Linked DNA regions of Homo sapiens: all the other regions are linked to region 5. A link is a contact called in ENCODE Hi-C or POLR2A ChIA-PET data. All regions are on one chromosome and are shown on one strand. The core of a region is the stretch at or near the end of the contact, and the rest is flanking DNA. Distances in the headings are between cores, read along the strand shown.

Evidence for each region. A loop is a pair of places that touch in the nucleus more often than their neighbours do. ChIA-PET counts read pairs that join two places held with the same protein, here RNA polymerase II (POLR2A). Pooled maps may share reads with other maps.
Region 1: a pooled map shows a loop between it and region 5 (6-fold over the local background). The contact joins the promoter of ATP1B1 here to the promoter of TADA1 in region 5. A Hi-C loop is called at or near these places in 1 of 168 maps with a recorded cell type or tissue (OCI-LY7) and 4 of 50 pooled maps. POLR2A ChIA-PET finds 5 or more read pairs at or near these places in 1 of 52 experiments (Panc1).
Region 2: a loop to region 5 is called in a map of naive thymus-derived CD4-positive, alpha-beta T cell, with 7 times the contacts of the local background. The contact joins the promoter of METTL18 here to the promoter of TADA1 in region 5. A Hi-C loop is called at or near these places in 1 of 168 maps with a recorded cell type or tissue (naive thymus-derived CD4-positive, alpha-beta T cell) and 6 of 50 pooled maps. POLR2A ChIA-PET finds 5 or more read pairs at or near these places in 2 of 52 experiments (activated CD8-positive, alpha-beta T cell and activated T-cell).
Region 3: a map of CD4-positive, alpha-beta memory T cell shows a loop between it and region 5 (13-fold over the local background). The contact joins the promoter of NME7 here to the promoter of TADA1 in region 5. A Hi-C loop is called at or near these places in 1 of 168 maps with a recorded cell type or tissue (CD4-positive, alpha-beta memory T cell) and 12 of 50 pooled maps.
Region 4: a map of naive thymus-derived CD4-positive, alpha-beta T cell shows a loop between it and region 5 (7-fold over the local background). The contact joins the promoter of SLC19A2 here to the promoter of TADA1 in region 5. A Hi-C loop is called at or near these places in 2 of 168 maps with a recorded cell type or tissue (gastrocnemius medialis and naive thymus-derived CD4-positive, alpha-beta T cell) and 6 of 50 pooled maps.

The regions. Positions count from the first base shown.
Region 1 is chr1:169,102,328-169,107,987 of GRCh38, reverse strand. ATP1B1 (ATPase Na+/K+ transporting subunit beta 1) reads right to left here and starts at 1,298. Exons shown (of 6, transcript NM_001677.4): 1 at 1,062-1,298. The coding sequence starts at 1,158. LOC101928596 (a long non-coding RNA gene) reads right to left here and starts at 3,864. Exons shown (of 2, transcript NR_135799.1): 1 at 3,495-3,864; 2 at 3,081-3,278. RefSeq lists enhancers at 589-1,161, 1,162-1,734, 1,523-1,817, 2,308-2,881 and a silencer at 1,331-2,250.
Region 2 is chr1:169,791,340-169,796,763 of GRCh38, reverse strand. METTL18 (methyltransferase 18, RPL3 N3(tau)-histidine) reads left to right here and starts at 1,857. Exons shown (of 2, transcript NM_033418.4): 1 at 1,857-1,949; 2 at 2,867-4,235. The coding sequence starts at 3,069. The coding sequence ends at 4,187. FIRRM (FIGNL1 interacting regulator of recombination and mitosis) reads right to left here and starts at 1,724. Exons shown (of 25, transcript NM_001320047.2): 1 at 1,649-1,724; 2 at 781-935. RefSeq lists an enhancer at 1,805-2,124.
Region 3 is chr1:169,364,885-169,370,596 of GRCh38, reverse strand. NME7 (NME/NM23 family member 7) reads left to right here and starts at 2,800. Exons shown (of 12, transcript NM_013330.5): 1 at 2,800-2,889. The coding sequence starts at 2,887. It overlaps BLZF1 (basic leucine zipper nuclear factor 1), which reads right to left and starts at 2,402. Exons shown (of 7, transcript NM_001320973.2): 1 at 2,255-2,402; 2 at 1,047-1,124. The coding sequence starts at 1,074. RefSeq lists enhancers at 1,823-2,322, 2,581-2,660, 2,323-2,824, 1,764-2,963.
Region 4 is chr1:169,482,365-169,487,363 of GRCh38, reverse strand. SLC19A2 (solute carrier family 19 member 2) reads left to right here and starts at 1,420. Exons shown (of 6, transcript NM_006996.3): 1 at 1,420-1,801. The coding sequence starts at 1,598. RefSeq lists enhancers at 986-1,055, 363-1,283, 1,066-1,315, 1,119-1,413, 1,956-2,015 and a silencer at 1,596-1,775.
Region 5 is chr1:166,872,032-166,877,772 of GRCh38, reverse strand. It overlaps TADA1 (transcriptional adaptor 1), which reads left to right and starts at 1,509. Exons shown (of 8, transcript NM_053053.4): 1 at 1,509-1,613. The coding sequence starts at 1,540. RefSeq lists an enhancer at 1,123-1,172 and silencers at 1,573-1,622, 1,653-2,052.

The sequences.
Region 1 (5,660 bases), core at 49-2,548, 2.2 Mb before region 5:
GAACACCAATCGGCCTCTGTTCAGGACTCCCTGAATGACTGCAGTGGTGGTGCCAGTGGTGTTGGTGGTGATGGTCATGATGATGATGATGATGATGATGATGTTGGAGGAGGAGGGGGCAGTGATGCAGCAGGGGGAGTTCCCTCCCTCCTTCCCTCACGCAGTCACGACTCATAGATTCGCCTACAACTCTGCCCTTCAAAATGACCTTTTTTTTAAAAAAAAAAAAGTCACCTTTCCGGAGAGGCTGAAAACAAGAAATCTAATTTTCGATGGAAAAAAGTCTATCCAACCAAGCAACAGGCTGCACAAAATATTTTAAGATCAGCTGCTCTGCGTTTATATTCCCTTCACCATAATCAACCCAACCTACTGACTGATCCACAACTGTCTGTGTAGACCTTGAAAACAACCAGACTTTGCCAGGTTTCGGGCCAAAGCTAAGAATCGGAGTCCTGAAATGGAGCTTATTGAACCATTTCTGGGTGGTGATGACTCCAGGGGAGGTCATGGAGGGAAATCCTTAGCCATCGCTGTGAAATACTACAGTGTGGATGGATTCCTCTCCACCCTTCTCTTTCCTCTCTTTTGAGATACGTATTTAGACTAGAAGAAAGATGCTGTAACACACAACCTCGTCTGCATTAGATCCCATCACCTCACGAGGTTCTCTCAAGACCCCAGATCTCATTTTTTTTTTAAGGACTCAGGACACGGGAGAGACAAATGTAGTCTCGCAGAGCCTGACTATTCCCAGGAGTAAAAGGCTCAACCGATGCACGGTAGGAAAGACTGCAAATTACCAAGCCAAGATCGCTACGATATGCATAACCTTCCGCCTGTCGTGTTCCAGCCCCGACCCTGCGCCCCACTCTGGGGACACCGCATTCCGCACAGGACTGCAAGCCCAGGCCGGCGCGACCCAGCAGCGTCCACCACCCTCGCCCCCGCCACCCCGGCCAGCGCGGTGGGTGCGGAACCGGCCGCGGACCCTGCGCAGGGGATGCGCCGCCCGGGAAAGATCAGACGCGGCGGCCGGGAGCTGCGGACCCCGTACTTACACCAACTGCCACCGGTCCTGCCCAGAAACTCCTTCTTCTCTGAGTTCCAGATGAATTTCTTCCAGCTGCCCTCCTCCTTGGCTTTCCCGCGGGCCATGGCGATGGCGGGTCAGCAGCTGCCGCGGTCCGGAGGGTGGGTGGCTGCGGCGCGCGCCCTGGCGTCCTCTGCGCCGCTCGGCTTCTCCGGCCTGGCTCTCTGCAGGCAGGACGCGCCGCTGCCGCTGCGGCTCTCGGAGTGCGAGACGCGCGGCGGAGGAGCCAAGGCAGGAGCAGGAGGAGGGGGAGGCGGCGGCGGCGGCGGCGGCGGGGCGGGGGCGGAGGGAGGGACGGCGCAGGCTGCGCGGCTCCGAGCCCCGCACCTATTGGTGGGCGCGCAGCCGCTCGCGGGCTTTCTTTGGTCCGCCGAGCGCTCCTCTAGCCCTTGGGGGGTCGGGGGCTCCGCGAACCCGTAGCTGCCGCTCCCGCTGCCACTGGGGACGTGTGCTGGGCCCCCGCCTCCCCTGACCTCTGCAGAGACAGGCCCGGGGTAGGAGAGTCAGAGAGGGAAGGACGGACAAGCGGACTGCGGGGCGCCACCGGCACTCCCGCCAGGAGCCGAGGAATTGGCTGCGCCCGCCCTACCTTTACTATATACCGCGCCCCGGCGGCCGTGCGCCCCGCCCTCTAGCGGCCCGGTGGCCAATCGCCGGCGCCAGGGGCAGGGACTCGGCCCGAGAGGGCGGGTTCGGGGCCGGCACAAAGGAGCCGCCGGGGCTAGAGGGGCCGCTTGGATCGCTGGGCGCGGGGCGTTGGGCGCGGGGCGAGGAGGAGGCGGGGGCGGCGGTGAGGGACGCGCAGGCAGCGCCGCGCAGCCCCCTCCCAGCTCCCGGCTGGGCGTGAACCGCCCCTTCCGTGGCTGGGGGATCCGCACCTGGGTCGCCCGGAGCCTCGAGGACCCCAGCCCGGCAGTCCTGGCCCAGCCTCCACGCCTCTGCCTGCCCGCCCGCGCTTTCGGCCTCCCTGGGCTGTGGGTCCACCCCTCCTGGGCGCTGGCGGGGTGGGGGAAGGTCACTCCGGGACGCCGGACTGGCGAGGACTCTGCCCAGCTCCGCCCCGCCTCCCGCTCCTGCACCTGCCGCCCCCTCGCACTCCCCGCCACTGCGGTTGCAGTTCCGGCCCTTCCCTCTTCTTTGCAGGCCAGCCCAGCCGGCAGCCCCGGTTCCTGACTGCCCGGCTGTGCCCCTTGTGGGCGGCCTGAACCACCTCGAGCAGGACAATTGCCAAACCCACCCAGGGCGGTAGCCCGCAGTGAGTTGTCCCGTAGAAACCAATTGAGACTCAGGCCAGTCTAGACCCCAGGCAACAATATCTGCACGTGACCCAGCCACCGAGGACTTTCTTGGTGCCCGGTCGGCGGCGGGTATTCTCATTGGCATGCTTTTATGCCCCCTTGGGGGTATCGATCCCTTTGTTCTGCTGTAAAATTCTTGGAGCCAAAGGACCTTTGGGAAAACCTAGCGCATAGGGCAAGATGTTGCAGACCTGGGGCATAGAGTACCCCTTCCCACTCTTTGTCCGCTGTTGCTGGAAAGCCAAACTCTTGGTTTCATCCCTCTCCTATGAGCCCCCAAGCAGCTTTATACATCCCTCTGAGGACAGTGACACAGCAGAAAACACCGGGATGCTTCTGCTTCCACTGCAGAGAAGCCCTATCCCCAGGGGCCATCATGGCCCATCTTGACGTCCCAGCCCCATATCAGAGAATTCCCCAATACCAGGATGCTTGTCCTTATCCTGGCCACCCTTCTGTCCCCAAGGTCAACCTCGCTGGCATAAAGACAAGCCCGAACTGATTAAGAATGAGCATTTTTCTAATCCTTCTCCAAGCTCGCCTGCAGGACCTGTGCAAACCTAAACATTCCTGAAATTCGGGGGAGAAGCGACCACCTATCCACCAAGCCCCAGTGGGGGAGGCTGCAGGGCTCTGTCAAGGGCATCCGAGAGAGAGAACAGCTTATTGAGAAAGGAAGCCACCTCTCGTTTAGCACCTGTAATGTTTATGTTGGAAAAACCCCAGCTTGGTAGTATGAGAGCTGCAGGAAGATGCTGCACTTGCGGGTATGATGACCCTGGTCCCCTTCAGGCAGAAGTTACCTTATCGAGTAGTTTTCCAGCAGGACAGGTTGCTGGGAAGGGTATGTGTTGTTGAGTGTCCATTACTGTAACAGGAGGGAAAACCTGTAGGCAGAATCAGCAAAAAGAGATGAGTGGGGAAAGGGTAGCATGGGAAGGGATGAGGCGGTTCTGGGAGTTGGTGGTGCCCTTACTTGTGCCCACTCCGTTCCTGTACCTTGATTCCCAACCCCCCTTCCAAAAGAAGCATATGGTAAGACAAAATATATAAAGAGAGTCTCCAGTGACAGATTTTCTTTTTTCCTAAAACAAGTGTCCTACCTTAGCTCTTCAGAGGTGTAGCAAACACCCAGTAGACTGATGCTTGGTCTCTAGTCTTTGATTTACTGTCTTCCACTGGGGAATATCTTCCCCTCTCAAATTTTAGGTCCCTAGCTCTACTCATCCCCCCTTCCCTGCATGGAAACTCTTCACAGGTTCAGATGAAGTCCTGAGGGTCACGTCTGCACAGCCAATGCAGCAGCTCATCCTAAGCCAGCCTCCTCCAGCCTTCCTGAAAACCTCCAGGTTTCCACCCAGTCCTGGGATTGCTGCTGGAAAACATGATCTCAGCCCTATAGGAACCAGATTTATCTCAGTAGCTCATCTCAGACTCCACTTGCCCCGCCACTCTAGACCATCTGGAATTGTACCACTCATCTAACCACTTCATCACACAGAACAAGCTGGTAAAGACCTACATTCACCTTCCCAGCTTCAGAACATGCATGCTAGCTGGGTGACCTTGGGCAAGTCACTTGTTCTCTCCAGGGCTGTTCCCTCAGTCATAAAATTGAAGTGATACATTATTGCAAGGATAAAAGGAGCGATATGGGAAAGTGTTAAGCACAGTGCCTGAGGCATGGCAAGAGCTAAGTAGCTAGCTTAATTATAATCAGCTGTTTCCATTTGACCTTGGCTAACCTTGGGGCTGTTGCTATGACTTTGTCACCTTCCCACTCTGATACCCACCCCATACCAGGACTCTGAGTTCCCATCAGCCCCTAGAAGGTCACCCTGACGCATTCCCCACCCTCTCTGCCACCTTTCCCCTTGCTTTCCAGTGCGCTTCCTGCTGTGTGACCTCCTCCAACTCAAGTAATGAATAACTCAAGTACTTTATGTCCCGTTGGGCTGTGCTGAGCTGGGCTTTTGTTCCAAGGCCCCTTCTGTGAAGGGTGCTGTAGCAGCAGGTTGAAAGCCGAACATGTGTGGTTCTCCAAAGGGAGGGGTGCCCCGGCAGGTGGAGTGTGTGGCTGGGCGTGGAAGAGGGTGTGGACCATGGGGAACTAAGACAACTTTTCAGTCAATGCGTATGGAAACCCAGTGTTTCTCTGCAGAAAGGAGAAAGAAATTATTCAGTTCAGTTTAAAGGCTCAGGAGGAAGAGAACAATTTTTAATCCCTTTTTTCAGTGCAGGCTGGGGAAGAGGCATGGTTCTGGAGTCCTGTGATTGGTTCTGCCCAAGGTTAGTGCTCTGTGGGTGGATGAGGGGAAGCGGAGAGCAGGAATGGCAGGAGAGCGGTGAGAGACCTCCGTCCCAGTGAGGATGACATGTTCTAACTCAGGAAATGAATAGATGCTCTTGCGATTGAAGAAAAATCTACGCTGGAGGCAGACAGGCTGGCAGGTAAAAGCAGGACAGAGCAGTCCTGTTTGTAGCAAGGTGGCCAGTCAGAAGCTGGGCTGGGAGAAGAGGCAGGACAAATCAACCCCTAGCAGTAAGATCCTTCTGTTCAGAGAAGCTAAAGTGAGGGGTGCCTGCAAAAGAGAGGGCGCAACTTGGCAGGCTGCATGAGGTCGAACCAGATTTGAAAAACAGACCTTCCCCTCTCTGCCCCTCCCCAAATATTGGCTCTCTGAATCTCTCTGCCAAACACAATGCAGACTGCTCTTCAGAGGGCTCCGCAGGGCTGAGCTGCCAATCCCACCTTCACACACGTGCTCACTCACAGTGGGGTTCTGTTTGGCCAGCCCTAGAGTATTTTAAGTACAGCGTGGAGGGGATGAGGGTATGTGTTGCATGGTGACTCATCCTGGCAGCAGAAACTATGTGCAGTGCAGAGAAAAATGGCTCAATGGCAGGCTCTGTTTGCAGTGGAATGCACAGCTCTGCAATGGAAGACAAAGAGGGCTGGGAGAGGACGAGCTCTGGGAAATGCTGCTGGACTTGCCACCTTGGCCAGGACATGCATAGATACCTGGGTTGCACCTAACATGGGGCTGGGCTGAGTGCCTTACCATCACAGAAGGATGCCGGATTGCTCCGGGGCTTCATTCTGTGCTGCACAATGGACCTGGCCTGTTTGACAGAAAACCAAATCATTCTCCAAAATGGTTCTGGTTTCTAACAATAATTTAGCACTGCTGCAGTTTAAACCCTATCCGTTCACTTCTTTCATCTGAAGGCATTCTGTTCTGGCACTTTCCTATTTTACTGGATCTGGA
Region 2 (5,424 bases), core at 608-3,107, 2.9 Mb before region 5:
AAGGGCAAGGCTTAGATCACCTGGAACCTTGAAGGTAAAGTGGTTTAAAAAGGGAAATGACGAGATCTATGTTTTTCCCCTCTTAACTTTTTTGGAATAATGAATTATGAGTAGAAACAAGGAAACTATTAATACTCCAAGTGAGAGGTGATAAGGGTTTGGAATCAGAGTGGTAGCAATGAGGATGGAGATAAACGGATTGATTCAAGACATAGTTTGGAATCAGAAACAATAGAACTTACTGATCGGGTGTGTGAGACAGAGAGGATTCAAGGTTTCAGTTTGTGAAACCATTTACTCAGATGAAGAAAACTAGAGGAAGTTTGGGCTTTTTTGAATATGTCGTTTGAAGTGCAAAGCTAGGTGGGAATGTTGACTTTCAACTTAATGAAGTCTCTCTATAAGCTTGTGGGGAAGAAGAGGAATCACGTTCCGTGTCTCTGTTCTCCCAAAGCCTAACACCATGTCTCACACACATTATGCACGCAGTTTAAGTGTTTTTGAATGTTTTGAGGGTGGCTATTTGTTTTCAAGTTGAAACTCCTTGAAGACGGCAGTTCTGTACCTACACAAAAACTAAAAAAGGGGGCTTTGGCACCTTCTGAGATTTTGCTAATGCCTAGGTGAATGACTTCTATGTGATTACATAGGGCTTTAGCTGCACAATATTTGTGCAGTATTGAGATTCTCTCAAGTGAAGGTTACTTTTTTTCTTTTGAGTGTAATTGTATAAAGCTGGGCTCAAATGTTGTGAAAAAGATACATATACATATGGTTTACCATGAAAGGCTAGGATTCCAGGCACATTTACAACCACAAAGGCATGAGACCAATCAAGAATGTGCTGCACCCGGACGAAGAAGGCGCTAAGCGCCTCAAATCCAACAGTTGAAAGCCAACAACAAGCGGAAGAACTCTTTCAGAAAGACTCCAGCCTGGGTGAGAGGAGTGAGAACTTGTCAAAAAAAAAGAAAGAAAGAAGAAAAAGAGGTCTGAGAGGGGAAGGAGGAAAATCATTTTTATTTACTGAACATCTTTTAAAGATTTCACACCACAGAACTATGCCCTTTAATTCTTATAACGCTAAGAAAGCCCTTATTCATATTCACCACCCTTTTTACGGGAGACAAAAGCTCAGAGTATCTCGCTTTACCTCAAACTATTAAGAGCCAGAGCTATCGTCATACCGCAGGTCTCAGTCCTTGCCTCCCCCATTATCCACTAGCAAAAGTATTTACACTTAATTGCAAGCAACGAGTACAGAAAAACTGAAAGAAGGAATGGAAGAAAACGCCACATCCACTGCTAAAACCTTGGGTCAGAACACGTCCGCGAGGCTTTCCAGGGCCAAAGCCTTACTTAAATCTACCACGGTTGTCGCTTCCCCTCCAGTCCCTCACTTTTCATCCCACTCACTGACAAAGAAAAGAGGGGGTTCAGGCCGCGGTAATATAACCCAGCCTGGCGGTGGGTCTGAAGGGACAGAAGAGAAAGGTTCGCGACCCGCCCACACCCTTCTCTAGGTAGAAGTGACAACCAAGGAAGGATATGAGGAGTCGGGGCAGGACGGACGGCAGTTCCCGGCGGCATAGCTCCTCTGGCCAGCTACTTAATTCTTCCAGGGGAACCGCGCTAGCTGGGACCGCACCTTCCTGAGACATACTTTCGTCAAACAGGAGAGCTTCAAACCAGACCCGCCAAAGCCCAGACCGGAAACTCGCAGTCCCGCCAACCCTTGCGCGCTCTCCGCCGGCTCCAAAACCATAGAGAGGAGGGCGGCTGGTTTCTTGGTGAGCCCGGGTCCCTCAAGGCCGGAAAGAAAGTCGGGCTTCTCTAGCCCCTGGAGGACTCGACTCACTGGTGCGCGATTTAGGTCCGGAGGAGGCGTTGTGAGGTGAGCTTTTTCAGAAGCGCGATCCCAGGACACGTCGGGAAGCAAGCATCCCCAGGTCTGGATCACTGTAAACATTACATTCAAATGGGGAGGTGAGGGCCAGAAGTCCCCACTTCTGGGGTCGGATTTGTTCCGGGACCTGCAGCCGGAAGTGACTCCAAGCCTTGCAGCGTGATGGGAGAGGAAAGAGGCGCGTTCCTAGCCGCGGGACTGGGTGACCCGCCTCTCCCCCAAATTGTAAATCTTGTATAAAGGGAACAAAGATCCCACTTGCCAGAACTGTGAAAATTGAGGCAGATGGTATAGTGTCTAGCGCAGTAGATAGAAGATTCTCAATAAAGTTGCTTCTTATTTCTACAGGTCTCTCCAAACTACTGCAGTGCCCTAGTTTGCGTTTGCTCTGCCACCGAATTAGTCTTTACTAATTATTGCCAAATTACCCCCACTTCTATACACTTAGGGCTGCTGTTCTCGACTAAATGTTTGGAGTGAAGTCTTGGATGAATTTACACACACCAGGCCATACCTATGCATGTTTTTAAAGGGACGCTGACTTACCAAAATAAAATACTGCACCTCTTCTGTAAAAGACAGAAGTGAAGTTATTCTGGAAGCTTAGGGGGTGAATATGGTTGGACACAAATCAAGACAGCTGAAAGACAGCAAGTAGCTAGGCTGTCCTGTCTGAATATCTTGGACTTTATGTTTGTCCAGGTGGTAGTGGTGGTGGTTGCTGTTGTTCTTCTGTTTGTTTTTATAGTTGATTTTCTTCTCCCACTTTGGAACCCTTAAGGTGTGTATGAGTGTCCAAATCTCTTATCTCTCTCTCTTCCCCACAACTTTTTAAGAAAAAGCAGCTGTATGGTGGGACAGGGAGGGGTGGGGGTGGCTGTTTAATATTACACTTTAGTGAAATGTGCCATTTTGCTTTAATCATCATTTTCTTTCTTTTTTTTTTTTTTTTCTTTCCAGAGCTGCTTGGAAAGAGGACCAAAGACGTCTAAAAAGTCATTTGGAAATATCTCTAAATATTTGTTACCATGTATAAGCTGCTAAAGAGAAATTGGGCCCAACAAAACTAATTGAATAATTGAGGCAGATTTGTGTGTATCATCAAATTCTATCCAGAAGTTGAAGAATCTGAATTTAAAGATTGTGTGCATTTAATAAGAGGATGACCTTTCAGTTTAATTTCACTATAGAAGACCATCTGGAAAATGAATTAACACCCATTAGAGATGGAGCTTTGACCCTGGATTCCTCAAAAGAGCTGTCAGTCTCAGAAAGTCAAAAAGGAGAAGAGAGGGACAGAAAATGTTCTGCAGAACAATTTGACTTGCCTCAGGATCACTTGTGGGAACATAAGTCAATGGAAAATGCAGCTCCCTCTCAAGACACAGACAGTCCACTCAGTGCAGCCAGCAGTTCAAGGAACTTGGAGCCACATGGAAAACAGCCCTCCTTGAGAGCTGCCAAAGAGCATGCTATGCCTAAAGATTTAAAGAAGATGTTAGAAAATAAAGTCATAGAAACATTACCAGGTTTCCAGCATGTTAAGTTATCAGTAGTGAAAACCATCTTGTTGAAAGAGAACTTCCCTGGAGAAAACATAGTTTCAAAAAGCTTTTCTTCTCACTCTGATCTGATTACAGGTGTTTATGAGGGAGGCTTAAAAATCTGGGAATGTACCTTTGACCTCCTGGCTTATTTCACAAAGGCCAAAGTGAAATTTGCTGGGAAAAAAGTCTTGGATCTTGGTTGTGGATCAGGTTTACTAGGTATAACTGCATTCAAGGGAGGGTCCAAAGAAATTCACTTTCAAGATTATAACAGTATGGTGATTGATGAAGTAACCTTACCTAATGTAGTAGCTAACTCCACTTTGGAAGATGAAGAAAATGATGTAAATGAGCCAGATGTGAAAAGATGCAGGAAACCAAAAGTAACACAACTATATAAATGCCGATTTTTTTCTGGTGAGTGGTCTGAGTTTTGTAAGCTTGTACTAAGTAGTGAAAAACTTTTTGTAAAATATGATCTCATTCTCACCTCAGAAACCATTTACAACCCAGATTATTATAGTAATTTGCACCAGACTTTCCTTAGACTGTTAAGTAAAAATGGACGTGTACTTTTGGCCAGCAAAGCACATTATTTTGGTGTAGGTGGAGGTGTTCATCTCTTTCAGAAGTTTGTAGAAGAAAGAGATGTTTTTAAGACCAGAATACTCAAAATAATTGATGAAGGATTGAAGAGGTTCATAATTGAAATAACTTTTAAGTTTCCTGGTTAATTAACATTCACTGAGTATCCAAAATGAAATAAACAGAAGGACCAAAAATTTGAGTGTTTGATTTCTGTTTTGCTATTATTTTTTCTGAAATTTTGATGTTGTTTGTTTAGTTTTGTTTATCCAAATTGTAAGTGAGCTATGTTACCAGTCTTTTACTCACTAGGTGAAACTGAGAAGGTATCCTCGTGCATTTGATGAGATCTCCTGGGAAATCATTTTGTAAGAAAATCCGGTATTCTCCATCTTCATTCTATTTGACCTTTTACCACCTTTGACGTTACATGAAATTGTTCCCAGGAAATCCTGCCATTTCTTCTCTCAAGTCTGTGAATTTCTTCCCAGTCTTCGTTAGTTCCTTGTTCACATTAATATATATCACTAAATATTAGGTTGGGGCCTTATGTAAATAGGAAGAGGTTTTTGTTTCGTTTTGTTTTTATATTCATTTACCTTGTATAGTAAGGATCAGAATGCTGAGAATTTAACTAAATTCACATGGAGATGAGGAAACAAAGGGAATCTGTGACAGAGTATAAAAGTAATACAGAGAACTTGTACTACTTGAGGTTTACCCCTTATAGCCAAGTAAAAGATCCTGCGGTCTTGGTAGGAGGAAAAAGAATAAGAAAGGAGAATTCCAGATTTGGGGGAGTATAGACTTACCAGTTGTTAAATAGTAGGAAAGAAAGGAGAAAGTGTTTTGTTGATTCAAATGCAAAAATTTTCACGTTACCACATTGGGAATTGGGATCTGCCTTGCTCTCTATAAGAACAGTAAAACTGACAGCATTTTTTTCTCTCTTGGAAGTAGCTAAAATAATCGGACATCATGGATTCAATTGAATGTGATATTTACTGGACTTTGTATAGTATCTTGCATAATACTTAAAACCTTATGAGGTTTATGTCATCCCCATTTTAGTAGTGATCATAATAGCTAACTAGCATTTACTGTATACAGGGCAGAAGAGCTTTACATATGTTAACATTAAGTATTCATAACTGCCCTATAAGACTTCAAGAAGTTAATTGATTTGCTCCCAATCACATTTCTCACCTTGAACCAGCATCTGAAGGCTTTAAAATCTTTACACTCTTTCATCACCCAGTGGTCTCAACTCTACCAATGCCTATTTTCATCACAAATATTTCTTAGCACCCTCTTACTACGCTAAGATGAAAGTCATAGTTAAGGAAACTTACTTATATACATTATTAAAAAGCATATTCCTAGTTT
Region 3 (5,712 bases), core at 1,551-4,050, 2.5 Mb before region 5:
GCGTCATTGAGAAACTGAATTTTTAATTTTTAAAAAATATTAATTTAAATTCAAATAGCCACATGTAATTACCGCATTGGACAGTGAAAGGCTACAGAGTAGACTGAAAATAAAAGTGATGTCATGGAAGTCATCAAAAGAACGTATCTCAAAAGGCAGGGAATGGTCAACAGTATTAAATATTAGAGAGGACAAATCAGCTAGGACTAAAAAGTGACTACTGTATTTAGCAATTTAGGGGTTGAATTGTGTCCCCCAAATCTTTATTTGTTGAAGTACTAACCCCCCACTACCTCAGAATGAGACTTCATTTGGAAACAGGATCACTGCAGATGTAATTAGTTAAGATGAAATCATACAGGAGTAGACTGGGTTCCTTTTTTCAATATGACTGCTGTCTTTATAAAAAGGGTAAATTTAGACACAGAAACATGCACATAGGGAGAATGCCATGTGAATATGAAGGCGGAGATAAGGGTGGTACGTCTACAAGACAAGGAGCACCAAAGACTGCCAGCAAGCCACTGGAAGCTAGGAGAGTGTCTCTAATGCCTTCCGAAGGAGCACAGCCTTGTTGACATTTTCATCTTGGACTTCTAGCCTCCAGAACTGAGAGAATACATTTTGTTGTTCAAGCCATGCAGTTTGTGGTACTTTGTTACAGCAACCCCAGCAAACTAATACAACATGAAAGAGATCTTTGATACACCCTAGTTGCTTTGTCTATCTACTTAAATCTTTAAAATGTGTATTCTTATTTAAATCGTAATCTTCTAGTGTATAGGGAATATAGCTGTTAAAAACTTTGCATTAACATTAAATGTTTAAGAGTAGTCACCTAATAAATTCTAACTAATGATGTTAAATTTCACTTGTACATCTAAAGTACTGAAATATAAACACTGCACTAAAAAATAAACATAAAGGGATCTGAAATAACAAATGATTCCCAAGGGGGTCCATGAGATCTAGTTATCTGGCTCAAACGTTCCTTCACATCGTCATAAATGTCATGTTTTAAAAACAATTATAAAAAAGCCACTTACCTTTGGTTTCTAAATTTTTAGTAGTCATTTTTTCACCTTAACCACTGAAAATGCACTCCAAGACTTCTGCTGAACAACCTAGAAATGTATGCATATGAAATAATTTTAAAAATATCATATAAACACATAGAGTACCTCCAATTTAAAAGTTATGATATTTTAATTGCTTCTGTATTTAGTACGCATGCATTTAGAAAGAGAAATGTCCCTTATATCCCATTCTCACAGAAGGCATTGTTATGTCTACTAAAAGTCTCAAAAAAAAAAATTAGGGGTGGTTTACTTCTAAATACTCCGTTTCACCATCCTCACCAATACACTCTAAATTGTCAGAAGTATGTCCTGAATTTTAGCCAAGCAAAGGGAATGAAGTTACTGTGGTGGTTTTGTCATCCATATGACAAGAGGAATTTTAAAGTAATTACTTTCTTAGGAGACATACCGACACAATTTGTATACACACACACACATATCAAAAAGGAGCTTCTGTTTAGATGTTTAACAAACGACAAAAAATATTACTCAAGATAACATAATTTATACTTTTTTGGTAATAAAAAGTTAAAATTAAAATAGTGTAGCTCCAAAAGTAAAAAGAGAAACATATCGAGCCCATGCTTTCAGAAATGTATACATTGTCTTACAGTACAGACTCAGATTTACCAGAGAACATATAAGAAGGTGATGCTACTGCAATGATATAAATATGACAAACTGTACACTAGATGACAACTGGTTTCACTACAAAAAAAGATCGTTCTCAGTACTAGATACAACTCAGTTCAATTAGTGAACCCGACGACTAACTTTCTTAACAGTCACAAACTTTTCTACACTTACACTCTACTGCTCCGAAAAGAGGTATCCAAAAAACCCTTCGTAAGAGTAACGATCCCTGAAACTGCCCTTGATAGCTGCTCTGCGAAACGTACAGGCACAGCGAGTGCCTGCTGGCAAATGCCAAATGAAGCGGAGGGGGTGAAGAAGTAAGTAGGGGGAGTGAGCAGGTATGAAAGCGATAGGCCGGGAAGCGACAAGCCTGTCAACTTTGCTGTCCGGGGAAGTCGAAACCTAAGTTTCATCCCTGTCTGAAAAAGTCTTCCCGGAACAATCTTTCCCTAAATCCAAAGCTACTGGCCACCGAGCTCCAGCCAGACCTCCGTCCCTTTCCAACATCCTTAGTTATACCTGCTTGTCCTCGGATTTACCTCTAAGATTCTTATTCTCCGTATTTCAGGGGGCTTCACTTGATAGGCTCTTCGGATCGGTATCACCAGGTTAACTTCTCACAGACCTCTTCCATTCGGAAGCCGACCCGCCCAGTCCCTCCGCATATCCAGCAGCTCTCTCACTCCTAACCACTTCCGATTACTCAGGGTTTCGCTTCCGGAATACGTTTCCAAAAGAGCAGGGTAAACAAATTCTGCAGTGCGTATAAACTCAAGTAACACAGAACACACACTGTAAGGCCTCCGTAAGTGAAAAGCGGACAGATTTCTACTTTAAAATAAAATACCGTACAGCAACTTTTGGAGCCCAAGCCGCATATTCACTTAAACTTCCGGGCCAGCTGTTAAACAAACGGAAGTAAAACTGCCGGAAACAGAATAATGGCGTCTCGTAGCCCCAGGCGACAGCGTGGAGGGGCGGGTCTGTCGATTGGATGAACGCAGCTGAGATTACTCCCAGCCACTAAGGACGAAGAGGTGGGGCGGTGGCGTCCCACGCCTCGTGCGACAGTGGGCGGGGCTTTGTTGCCTGAGTAACCGTATGATGGTGGTGGTGGTGGTGTCTTCCTGTCTCAACGATACCTATTTTCTAGTGCTGAGATCCTGAGACAATGGTGAGTGCCAGGGGATGCCAGAAGAACGGCTCTGGGGTCCTACTTACTTAGCTTTCCAAGTCTTCGGGCGGATGGGCACTTAAAGTTGTCCGGTCCTCCCGACCTTCTCCCCGTTATCTCTTTCCCCCTTCCCACGGGCTGTTCCTGCAGTCTCCTCGCTCTCCGTATTTCTTACAGCACCCTGAATTCCACTAATGTTACTAAGTCTCTAGAGTAATGAAACAGAAAATTTAGGGTAAGGCATCGAGTCTAATAACCTGTTTTGAACAAACATTATGTGTTTGCATTGTTCATCATGGCATTTTTCATGTTCACAGATTCACATTAACGCGCTTTATTAAGAGTATGGGGTGGTGTGTATGTGACTGTCTCAACACTGATCTGAATCTCCCTAGATCTTGGAGTCTTTTTGCTTTTCTGAGTGGCAGAGCACTGCCCCACGCCCCCACGAGGGCCATTAACAGGTGTATGTTGGATCAGCGCTCTTCTATCCAGTTGGTTACCTTCTAGGTCTGTGCTTGCTTTTCTTTTCTCTTTTCTTTTCTTTCTTCTTCTTTTTTTTTTAAACAGAAATTTCTCCTGGGATTGCTTGGAGAGCTTCTGGAATTCACTGTTTGGGCTTCACCCCTGGAAATTCTGAATGAAAGGAATGGAGCTCGGTATTTGCATTTTAAATAAGCCTATAGGTTATTTTAATTCACCCCTATGTTTGAGAGGGTTCTAGTTAATTCACTTAACTACCATATCTTTTAAGCACTTATGGATAACGGACTGGAGGATAGAAAGATCTTTAGATAGTTATAGCTATGAATTTAGAAACAGAGCCCTCACCCACCACCCCTTGTTTCTTCATACTACTCAGCAATCCTTTTGGTTACCCCAGTTTTCCCCTGACCCATTCTCTGTGAAGACATTTTCAAACCTTCCCTTTACAAACCCTGTCTTTTGCCCTCTTCATTTCTCCTTTCTAAACATGATGGAGTATAACAGGCCATTTCTTCAACCTCATGCCCCCAACCTACACATTGCTCTATATTTTTGCCGAGCCTTTAGTCTTGTATTTCTAGTGTAGAGAAAGGGATATTAAAGGATAATCCATCCATCTTTGCTCTTGATCTCATTTGCTTCCATCTGTTACATTTCGCTTCCAGTTGTTTTTTTCTTTCCTGTGCGTTCAGCCTTTTCCTCTCCAGTTTCTTCTCTTCAGTGCTCAAGTCACACATCTTATGAAAATTAAATAAAGCAAAACCATGTCCTCCATCCTGTGTTTATCCAGTTATTTCCTAGTCCTCCTATCTATCAGTAAACTTCTTGAAAGGATATTATTTTTACTTATATCAAACAGACAAAAGTCTTCTGTCTGGCTTCTTTAATGGCTTCAAGAAAGTTGTTCTTGCTTAAGTTTCTAATGGCCTTTTAAATACCAAATACAGTAATTACTTCTCAAAATTTACATTACTTAGTCTCTTTGTGACAACTGAGGTTCATAGTCATTAATTCCTTTTACTGGCTGTGCCTGGTTTTTGAATGTCATTCTTTGGAATTAACTCCTTGATTACTTTCATTTCTTAGTCTAGACATTTTCCTTGGGTGATTTTGTCCACTCACATGGATTCTACTAACACCTTTGATTTTGCTTCTAAATTTCAATTTTCCTCTCAGATCTACTAATGCCTAACTCAGTTGCTTCCCGGACACATCTGTCTCAAATGTCCTTCAAACTTAATATGACCAAAACTGAACTTGCTATCTTTCCTCCTGGTTTCTCCTATTTTCACCAAGTTAAATAATGCTACTACTATATTATAACCTAAACTAGAAATCAGAGTTATCCTACATTCCTCCCTCTTCTATTTCTCCCATATTCAGTTGTTCACTAGATCAAATTTTAGTTTGTCATCTCCTCATTTCGTGATTATTTTAATAGTGACTTTTACAGTCTGGTCTGGAAATTCTCCAATCCATTATTTTCTCTGCCACAAGAAGGAATTTTTAAAAACCCAACCTGTTGATTTACTCACCTCCTTAAAACTCTAGATTCCCTATTTCCTACAGTAAAATGTCTAGAATGGCACACAAGTTCCTCCATGAACAAGCACTTTTCTGTCTAGCTTTTGCCTTTCCCTTTCCATACTTAAAAAAAAAAAATTCTCTTGCCTTTTAGCTACTTGCTTTTCATTGAACATACCAAGCAACTTCAAACTGGTAGTATGCCTCCTCTTTCTACTTTGCACTTGCAATTCCTTCTACACAGAATACTTGCACCCTCTTGTTGCTTGCCAAACTTATTTATTCTCCTATTACAGGCCAACGTGTTCTTCTTGCCCACTTCCCAGAAAGGCCAAACATTGAGAATGCAGGAGTTGCAGCAGAGAAAGAGTTTAATGGAGGCAAGGCAGTTGAGTGGAAGGATGGGAAATATTTCTAAAATCCGCCTCCCTGACAGCTTGGAAGTTGTGGTTTTCAAGGATAATTTTGTGGGCAGGTTGGTAGGGAATGGGCGCTGCTGATTGGTTGGGGATGAATTTATAGGTGTTTCCAAACTGTCTTCCTGTGCTGAGTCAGTTGTCTAGGTGAGAGTCATAGGACTAGTAGAGTCAGTTTCTTGGTATGAGGCATGTATCTGGGTGGCATCAGGAGGTTTGCCAGAATGCAGAAGCCTGGAAAATATCTCAAGACCAATCTTAGGTTTTACAATAGTGATGTTATCTAAAGGAGCAATTGGTGAAGTTACAAATCTTGTGACCTCTGGCTACATGACTTCTGAATAGTAAGAAATTATAGAAAAGCAAGGAACAGTAGCTGGTTATTGCTTACCTATGC
Region 4 (4,999 bases), core at 171-2,670, 2.6 Mb before region 5:
ATATACAAGCACGTATTCTCTCATCCTATAAAGCGATGATGTCATCAGACATTATATAGCCTCTGGAGTGGAAAAGGAAATAAAGACTTAGCATGGTTATGAAAATAGATTTGAGCTCGTGGAACCTCTGAAAGGGTCCCAAGGACCCCCAGGGCTTCCTCGACCACACTTTGAGACTCATTGAGATATGTAAATACTGCCAGTTGTATTTCTTCACAGATTAATCAACTCACAGATTTGGGTGCATTCATTTGTGCAGTCTTAGAAACAAATCTTTCCCTTTACCAGTATCTTATTCCATCTGGTAGACTCATTTCTGCTGCTGATGCTTGAAAAAAGTGTCATTTGCTACCACAGGAGGAAAACGGTGCTAGATGGATCATAACATACAGAAAAGCAAGATAGTTCCAAAATGTTTCCAAGAGCTTCTGGCAGGATCTGTCATTCTACAAATACTGCACAGGAAAAATTGCTTTAAATGCTGCATCTTTGCAGTAGAAAGATTAGGATTGAGCCAGGCTGTGAGTCAGGCAGAAAAAGGCACACAGAGGGGGATGAAAGAAAGCACTGGAGAGTCTTGTCATGCTTTGCCCTTGAAAACTATGCCAAGACCTCTTTTGTGTTTTTAAATGAAGAAATCCATCATGTTTTGTGATTGCTGTAATGACTCAGGATCTTCCACCTTCCTTTTAACTATAAACCGTAGCGTAGTTAGGTGTTTGTTTTCTTTGTATCATGCTTGCAAAAAGTGACGAAATAAAGTTAAAACCCTTTAACTGGGACTCCATTACGGTTCTGCTGTTCAGTGACCAGCTTGTTCATTATTCTCACAATATTATCTACTTTCTTCATTTCAGTCTGTCTCTTAGATCCTGGGCTTCTGATGTCTTTCCATGGCGGATGAATACAATTTAAAACACGAAAGCTGCTGGAGGAAAGGTTTAACGTTCCCCCTCCCCAAGGTGAAATCTTTGCCTGGCCTCAGTCACTAAGTCTCTCAGGAGCGGAAACTGAATGGACATTCCGGAGACGGTGAATAAGAATGATAAACGGTGGTTGGGGAGAACAGCGCGTTTCTTCCAGCGGAGGACTAGGCCCACAGGACGCATTCCCAACAGATGAGCGGAGCCGACAGCAAGTGTGCCACGAACGCCAGCTGGCCGCCTCACTAGAGAGAGCTCCGCCGCAAGCCGCCGCTTTTGGAGTGGAGTTCCACATGTCCTCCGCGCTTGAGCCCTGGGACGTCAGAGGCCTGGCGTGCTGCCACCGCCCCAGTTCACGTCGTGTGACCCACGACCAATGGAAGAGCAGGCAAGTATTCCCGGCGTCCGCTGTGATTGGTTCCCGGAGTGGAGGCGGTGGCAGAGGGTGGGCCTTAGGACGGGTCTCCCTTAAACTGGGCGATCAGGCAGCGACCCTAGAGGCGTCTGTAGGGTAAAGCTGGGGGTTCTGTAGCCGGAGGCGGCGGCGAGTCCAGAACGTCCTGGCCTTACAGGGAGAAGGCGTCACTCGCGGTTACAAGTGCCTGACCCTCACTCCAGTTGGCGGAGGAGGAGAAGGAAGGGGCCGGGCCGGGTCCCCTCCCCTCGCGCCCCGGATGGATGTGCCCGGCCCGGTGTCTCGGCGGGCGGCGGCGGCGGCGGCCACTGTGCTCCTGCGGACCGCTCGGGTCCGTCGCGAATGCTGGTTCTTGCCGACCGCGCTGCTCTGCGCCTACGGCTTCTTCGCCAGCCTCAGGCCGTCCGAGCCCTTCCTGACCCCGTACCTGCTGGGGCCGGACAAGAACCTGACCGAGAGGGAGGTACGCGCGGCGGACGCGGGGCGCGGGAAGGGCGGGCGACCGGCCTGCGGGTGGGCAGCGGAGGAAGAGAGGACCGAGAAAAGCGCTCGAGCCATTCTCGGCAGAGATTTCTGATTTTGCCAGTTGGAGGTCGGCTTCGTGCTCTTCTTTGTGTTCATGATTTTCTGTTTTCTTCGGCTCTGTAGGACGAGTCTCCTGCGAAGGGCTCAGAACACGCGTCCAGAGGCCCCGTGCCTTGTGCGTCAGGCAGTATGCTGATCGTGTTGTAATGTGGCTTAGCGTGACTGCCCAGACTGGTCCAGCAGTTCCTGCTGGGGGCGAGGGGGCAATATTTTGACAAAGAAGTGAAAACAGCAAAGTGTACTTTGGACACGGCTTAGTAAATATTCATTGACTGAAAGTAGGCAACCACTGCTTTTCTGAAAGGATCTTCCCTCTACCTCCTTCACCTGCTTCCTGTCCATACCTTACTTTGTTTGCATTTGGCAGAATGGGTGGGCTTAATCAAGTAAGGACAGGACAGAAGTACAGAACATCTTAATTTGTCTTGATTTTTAATTGGGTGAGGTTGTGTCCAAGGATATCCTGCCCCTCTCTACCTTAAGACCAACCTCCAGGGATAAAGGCAGATGGTGAAACATAATTGACTTTTAATTATAGTGTTTCTTGTATTGCGAATTGTTGCTTCACAGATGTTAGTTTTGCTTCTCAGATACAAGGTGATGTCTTTGAAGGCCTTCTGTGATGTTCAGGGTAATTGAGAGCACGTAGTCCATCATCAAGAGTTTCTTGCTGATTGATTTTTTCCCTAGATGAGGGCTTACAAATAAAGTACTTCAGAAGCGCATAGTGTACTTTAGAAATGTGCTGACCTATTTAAGTGCATGGTCAAAACCAGCACTTGATTTTTGCAGAAGAAAGACAATATATAAACTGAGAAAGAAATTAAACCCAAAGTACTTCCACAAAACCGAAATAAAGCCGATTCAACACCCTCTTCCTTGAATACAACAAAGGGTGAAAGCTGAGGTCTCATGTTCTTTTTCCTACTATCAGTCAAGGGGCCACTTGAGAGCTTTTTCTTTTTTCCTACACCTGTTCCTTCCACCCTGCCTCCTTGCCCCAGGTGCTGTAAAATACTCCTCCCATTTAAACCTTACTCTTCTCTATGTGGGTAGTAGTCAGTCACTTCTTTTGAGTAGCCACTCAGTAACCCTGCATAACAGGTCAGAACAAGAGATGGCACTACCGGAATCATTTGCACACTGGCGAGATATAGTTACTCATAGTTTGTTGTTTGCAGTTTGTTTGTTGCAATGCTCCGTCATTTTCAAGGGCACTTGAGAGAGAATTAAGAATCAGTATTGACTTACGTATTGAGGGTTTCACTTGAGAGTCTGACATTTGTTCACTTCTAGCAAGTATCACTGACTTTTTGCCTGGCCTTAAATTACCCTATTGACCTGCCAGTTGTGGGATGGAGTGGCTGGGCCGTTTCTCAGTCTTGTGGATCATTACATAAGCGACCGTAACAGTTATTCATAACCTATTTGAGTTTTAATACTGATTTAAAGCAATAATGTCAAAACAGCCAAATTTCATGACAGAATGATTTTACAAGAAAATTACTGCACTGATATGAGAAAGTATGATTCTGGAGACCCAAAACAACCACTGAATCTGAGGTGTAGCCACTGAGGCAGAATTGATACTGCTGTGAACAGCTGACCATTAAAGTTTCATGTGAACTGCCATGTGATCTGCACAGTTTGTGCGCCTTTCCGGATAGTGAAACACAGGGAGAGAAACATGTTCCCAGTGTTGATATTTGAAAGCTGATCTGTTTTGTCATGTGCTCTGGGTAGAAGGTTGCTGTGTGACGTGCTACCAAGATCATGTGCTCTGTCCTATCAGAAAGCTTTTCAAGGTGAGTGAAGTGTGTTCAGGGGGCACAGAAATAAAGCAGAGTTGCCAGGCGTAGTAACTATTTGCTGATTGTGTAACAAAAAACATAAGTGTACTTCTCTTATTGCAAATTAGTTGAGGAAAAGCGTGGGATTTGAAGAGAAATCTAGTAGTCTGGGGAAGGGGTGTCTTCTCAGAGGACCACCAAATCATGGCTGATTCTCCTCTGCTTACCTTGTGGCAAACCCTACGTTTTTTTGTATAACTAATAATTGAAATAAATAGAACAACTTATTCATTACTTACTGAATGCTTGTTTTTTGCCATGGACAGTTAAATAAAAAAAATTACATGATTTTTAAGCAAAGCTAATGCTAAGTCATATTCAGCGACATTTGTATTAAAGTTTGTATTTGCTCTTAGAAGACTGCAGAAGGGCCAAGTTGGTTTGAATAGAGCTATTGTTAACTAAATCCTAAAACAAAAGGAGAGGAGAAAAAGATTTCTTCTGTCTACTCTCAAAAGTTTTTTTCTTAGATTTCAGGAAAAGCATTAATTTTAAAACAGATACCAGTGTGTAAGTTTTAAGCAGGCTAAAATTTGACTGTATGTTAATAGTTGAAGGCCAGACTTTCAGTAAAACAGATCTTTATCTCTAAAAACTTTTTTATCCTTTCATCATTGTAGCATGTGTTTTGACAGACATTTACTACCTTTCTTAGATTTTTTTAAACATTCCACCTATTTTGCCTGATATTCAGAGCCTCACGAAGTTTGGTTTTTACCTCCTTGACAGCCTTATATCCTACTACAAACCTTCTTCCCCTTACCACTTCCACATAACCAAGCTCCATTCATATTAATCTAATAGTCTTAAGTCCAGCATATCCACAGTCTCATCTGTTGACATGTACTCAAAGACTTATTCTCTTCTTGGAATAATCTTCCCATATATATCTGTTGATATCTTTGTTAGCCTTTAGGTTTCTCATCCTTCAAGGTCCATTTTGAAGAAACAACCCTGTATTTCCTATTTCCATTATAAATACTGCATATATTATATATTCCTCACTAGGTTCAATACTCCTGGAGAGCTGAGGATCTCAGTTTATTTATTTAGAGACAGTCTTGCTCTGTTGCCCAGGCTGGAGTGCAGTGGTGCGATCTCGGCTCACTGCAACGTCTACCTCCCAGGTTTAAGCGATTCTCATGCCTCAGTTTCCTGAGTAGCCAGGATTATAGGCTTGTGCCACTACTCTCAGCTAATTTTTTATATTTTTAGTAGAGTCGGGG
Region 5 (5,741 bases), core at 260-2,759:
AAGTCAAGTTAACTAGAATGCTGAGTCCAAGTGTGGGGTTATGTGGGAAGGCCAGTGGTGTGTGAGGTACACAGGTAGGGTGAGTTCAGATCATGAGAACATTTGAATGCTGGAGTCTGGAATTTGTTCAGCAGAGCGTGGGGAGCCATGGAAAACTTAAGTGGATATTTTTTAAATGTGTCAAAACTTACCCAGAGTTTTGACACAGAGAGGAAGACTTTGCCTGACCTTTGTATCTCCTTTCACCTGTGTATCTCCAGTACTCAAAGAGTTCCAGACACATAATAGGAGCTCACTGTATGAATTCAAGTGAAGAGAAGGTGCCCGGCTGGCATTGCAGCCAGGACAGGGCTTGTGGGTTTAGGTTGGGCAGTGAGGAAGTTGAATGAATGAACTTAAGGGGACATCTTTGGAGAAATTACACAAGATCTAAAAGCTATCTAGGATTATTTAAAAAACTTTGGGAGGCAATTTGACAATATACACCAAGGCATTTATAAATATTCCCATCATTTGATCCAGTAATTCTATGTGTGGGACTCTATGCTAAAGTAATAATCCTAAAGGAGGAAAAGTTTTATGCATAAAGAAGTTTTGCTTCATTATGCTATATGCTTCAAAAGCAATATTACAGTATTGCTTTTTAATAGAGAAGAAATGGACACAGTCTAACAATTGGGAAACAAGTTGTGTACCTTCTATCTGTGGGGGTATTTAATATGTTGTCATTAAAATTATTCTAAAGACAATGTAATACTACAGATAAATCCTTAAGTTTAAAAACGTGCAAAATTGAACATAGAATATTTTAAGTCATGGGAGTGTGCGAAGTGAAGGAGAAATCTCTCTCAGTTAAGTGTTTGTCCGGGAGTGGTAAAACACTTTTTCCTTCTTTTTATCTTTATCTTTCTGTGTATTTTCCAAATTTTACATAGTTACCTCATTTACTCAAATACTTATTAAGCATCCACTATGTGCCAGGCGCTGCTCTAGAGAATTGCGGGTAACAGTGAATAAAACACAACTCCTGTCCTCGAGCCATAACATTTACAAGATAAATCAACTAAATGTCATATGAGACGGTTAGTGCTCGGGGAAAAATAAGGCAAGGAAAGAGTAAAACTGATACTGCATTTACTTTTTTAAATGGAGGGGTAAGGTACTCCTCCAGGCAGAAGAACAGCAGGCTGAATTCGGAATTGCCCCAGCGGTAACAGAATGAAAGAGCTTGGGACACGCCAGCCTGTCAGCAACGTTGCAGCCGAGGCGGGGCGCGCGGGTTTAGGATGGGCGCGCGACAAGGTGAAGCGGATCACGTGACTCGAGGGGCGGGAGGAAGAGAGCAGAGTTTGGCCGGGCACCTTCCCTGCGAAAAGGCGGGCGGAGCCGAAAACCAAACAAACGACTTCTGAGAGATTGGGGGCGGGACTGACGGCGGCCGGCTTAGCTTCCAGAGCCAAGGCCTTCCGCCGAGTTGGTTTTTGGGTTGTTGATCGCGGTGGCCGGGCGGTCTGCGGTCGGGCTGAGACACGCGGAGCAATGGCGACCTTTGTGAGCGAGCTGGAGGCGGCCAAGAAGAACTTAAGCGAGGCCCTGGGGGACAACGTGAAACAGTAAGAGCTGCCCTAGCACAGCGTCCAGGCCAACACGCGGGTGCTCTCCTGGCCTCGGGCTGCCAGCCCGCCCCGGAGACGCCCGCGTCGCCCGGGGGCCTGTGCAGCCTGGAGTCCGCGGCGGCGGGGCTTCGGGGTTTCTCCGGCCGGGGCGGGGCGGGCCACCTGAACTCACCGCCCTGGAGAGACCGGGCCTCCTGGGCGCCCGGGAGACATCGGCGGGCGCCGTTGCTCGGGACTGTCTGCCCTGGGTGGGGCGGGAGAAGCGCACTTCGCACCCAAGGGCCTGCTGAGCAGGTGCGGGCCCCAGCGCGGGCGTGCGGGATGCGGGAGGCTGACTTGGGCGGAGTGAGCCGGAGCCCTACGCGTCCAGCCAGAGGGCATAGCGCAGGGCGGCCCGCCCCTGGAGGGCTTCCTGGAGGTGGAGGCCTGTTGAGCTGGTGTGATCTGCTACGGATTATTGGTAAGCTCTTTTGACAGCAATTTCGTAAGGCAGACGGACCCTCTGGTGAAATCACAGTCATTGAACACTACAATTATAGTGATGATAGCAGTAGCGGACATTTTAAACATTTTAAGCTCTCTAAATATATTATCTAATCCTTACAACAGATGTGAGATAGGTACAGTTGTTATTCCCATTTGACAGATGAGAAGACTGAGACCTAGTGCGGACAAGTAACTCTTCAAAAGTCACTGTCAGAGTTGGGACCCACGCTTTTGATTCCCGACTGATGCATTAGAGGGGCTGTAAAGGATCCCAGAGACGCTCAGCCAGACCTTCATCCAGGTTATGGCAGGGGACCTAGTGCACAGTCAGGTTAGGTGCAGAATGGCCAAGGGTAAAATCAGTATCCAGTCAAAGCCAAAGCCAAAGAGCAAAAAAGGAACCTCTGGGATACAAGGAAGAGTTTGGAAATTTTCAAAACGTTGTTATTACAACTTTATTTTTCAAAAATATAGGAAGCAAATATAAACGTTTAAAATTACAGTGCCTGTGTTGTTGCTGCTAGATGGCTTCTCTGGTATTCTACACATTTGCATTACTCAGTGGATGCATACTTTTAAATGATGTTGGTGGAGGAGCAATTTGGGAATACTTAATTTTTCTCCAATACTTTCTTTTCATCCTTCTCTGTTCTTTATTATTACTGGATTGAAATTACTTAGGTTGGATGTCATACATGAATTTTGGAGTTTTTCCTTCATGTGAAATTTTGGGGTGGCAGAGTTGACAGTCTACTTTTCATCCTAACAAGATAATAATGGAAACTATAAAAAGATTAAAATTAAAATCTAAACTGTTATTTTAGCATAATTATTTAATTTTTGGTGAACATTTATTTACGCCCAGAGATATGTTTCACTTTGTGTTTGGGGGTTGGGGTCTTGCTCTGTGGCAGAGGCCGAAGTACAGTGGCCTGATCACACAGTTCACAGCAACCTTGATCTCCTGAGCTCAAGAGATCCTCCCCTGCTGTGAGCCTATAACTGGGACTGTAGGCACGCCCCGCTAATCCTGGCTAAAGTTTTTTTTTTCAGAGACAAAGTCTTGCTGTGTTGCCCAGGCTGATCTCAAATCCTGGCCTCAAGCAGTCCTCCCGCATTGGCCTCCCAAAGTTCTGGGATTACAGGCATGAGCCACCACACCCGACTATAGTGTACCACCGAAAATTGTCTTTCGATATTGATGTTCACTGTGCTTATTGAATTAAATATTCTTACTTATTTTAATAGGTAAAATTGACAGCTTTCACCCTAATTACTGTAGCTTTTTACTTTTGTAATACCGACTGATAAAATTTACCTTTTTTTTTTTTGAGATGGAGTCTTGCTCTGTCGTCCAGGCTGGGGTGCAGTGGCATGATCTCCGCTCACTGCAGCCTCCACCTCCTGGGTTCAAGCACTTCTCTGCCTCAGCCTCCTGAGTAGCTGGGATTACAGGCACCTGCCACCACGCCCGGCTAATTTTTGTATTTTTAGTAGAGATGGGGTTTCACCATCTTGGCCAGGCTGGTCTTGAACTCCTGACCTCGTGAGCCACCCGCCTTGGCCTCCCAAAGTGCTGGGATTACCGACGTGAGCCACCGCGCCCAGCCAAAATTTACATTTTTAAGCACATAAGGGGCATTTCACTCTGTTCCATCTAGAATGCTTACAAATATTTGAAAGCAAACGTTTACATACCAAAATAAATCTGAAGGACCTGGCTTGTGTATGATTGCCTTTAACCCTGATTAGATGCAATGGTGACCTCTGTCATCCCATACTCATCAGTTACAGGTTCAGGGCTGCCAAAAGTGTTTTTGAAGTTAGCATTCCTTATTTAGTTTTTAAAGGCCAAAGCCGACTGTCTGATGTTGGTCAAATACTGATGCTGAAGCTAAATTTGGTGCATCTGGAGTGTGAATCCCCACTAAAATGCAATCAAAAGAGATTTTTATGCCAGAAACAGTTAATGGTAACGTATAGTTCTAAATTTGTTTTTCCATTCTCTCATTGTTCTTTTCCCTTCTCCTTAAAAAGTACCTCTGGGTTAAATAGTCAGTAATACTCTTGTACTGTACAGTCATTTCTTATATTTCCTCCATGAGCAGTTTGCTTTGGTTTGCACAACCTATTTAAGTGTGGTCCTCGGTGGTAGGCAAAACATACAGGGTTATGCACGGAGGCTGGATATGAGTTATTTGCTATTTATCCAGTGGTCTGAACATCCTTCATGTCTGACTGGTTGGGTTGTGTGCCCAAGCTGCTTCCAGGAAGACATGGGCTTTGCTAGGCAACTCACTTTGTATAGTAGCCAGTAGAATGCCATGTTCAAATAGGTGCCTGATTTCTTTTGAGGATTTGATCATATGTTATTTATTTATGCATTTATTTATTTATTTTGAGAGAGAGTCTCACTTTGTCACCCAGGCTGGAGTGCAGTGGTGCGATCTCGGCTCACTGCAACCTCCACCTCCTGGGCTCAAGTGATTGTCCTGCATCAGCCTCCTGAGTAGCTGCGATTACAGGCGCCCACCACCATGTCCGACTCATTTTTGTATTTTTAGTAGAGACGGGGTTTCGCCATGTTGGCCAGGCTGGTCTTGAACTCCTGACCTCAAGTGATCCACATCCCCCTTGGGCTCCCAAAATGCCAGGCTTACAAGCGTGAGTCACTGCGTCCGGCCATGATCATATGTTATTTAATATTCTTTAGGTATATCCAGTGCTTCGTAATCTGACCCACTTATACTTCTACCCATTGTCCTGACCTTCACAGGGATTGATTGGCTTTGTTTTTGGTATTTGTCCTTAGTCTGTGTTGCTATAAAGGAATAGTTGAGGCTGGGTAATTTATAAAGAAGTTAGTTTGGCTCACAGGTCTGCAGACTGTACCAAAAGCATGGCACCAGCATCTTCTGGTGAGGGCCTCAGGTGGCTTCACTCATGGTGGAAGGTGAAGGGAACCTGCATGTGCAGATCACTTTGGTTTTTTTTTTTGGAGACAGAGTTTTGCTCTTGTTGCCCAGGCTGGAGTGCAATGGCACTATCTCGGCTCACTGCAACCTCTGCCTCCTGGGTTCAAGCGATTCTCCCGTCTCAGTCTCCCAGGTAGCTGGGATTACAGGTGCGTTCCACCACACCTGGCTAATTTTTGTATTTTTAGTAGAGACAGGGTTTCATCATATTGGTCAGGCTGGTCTCAAACTCCTGACCTCAGGTGATCCGCCCGCCTTGGCCTGCTAAAGTCCTGAGATTATAGGCATGAGCCACCGCGCCCGGCCTGCAGATCACTTTGTGAAAGGAAACAAGAAATGGGGAAGGTGCCAGGCTCTTTTTAAACAACCAGCTCTTGGAGAATCTCTTGCAGGAACTCACAGAGTGAGCGAGCTCTCACTCATTACCACCAGGAAAGATAACACCAAACCATTGGTGAGGAATCCTCTCCCATAACCCAAACACCTCCCATTAGGCTCCACCTCCACCATTGAGGATTAAATGTCATCATGAGGTTTGGTCAAATATCCAAACTATAGCAGTATTGTTGAGGGAAACAGTCATTTGTCTGTGGCTATACAGTGAGTTAACAGAGGGACCAGGATTGGAGAGCAAGTCTTTTAACTCTTGGTAGCTAGTTCTAGC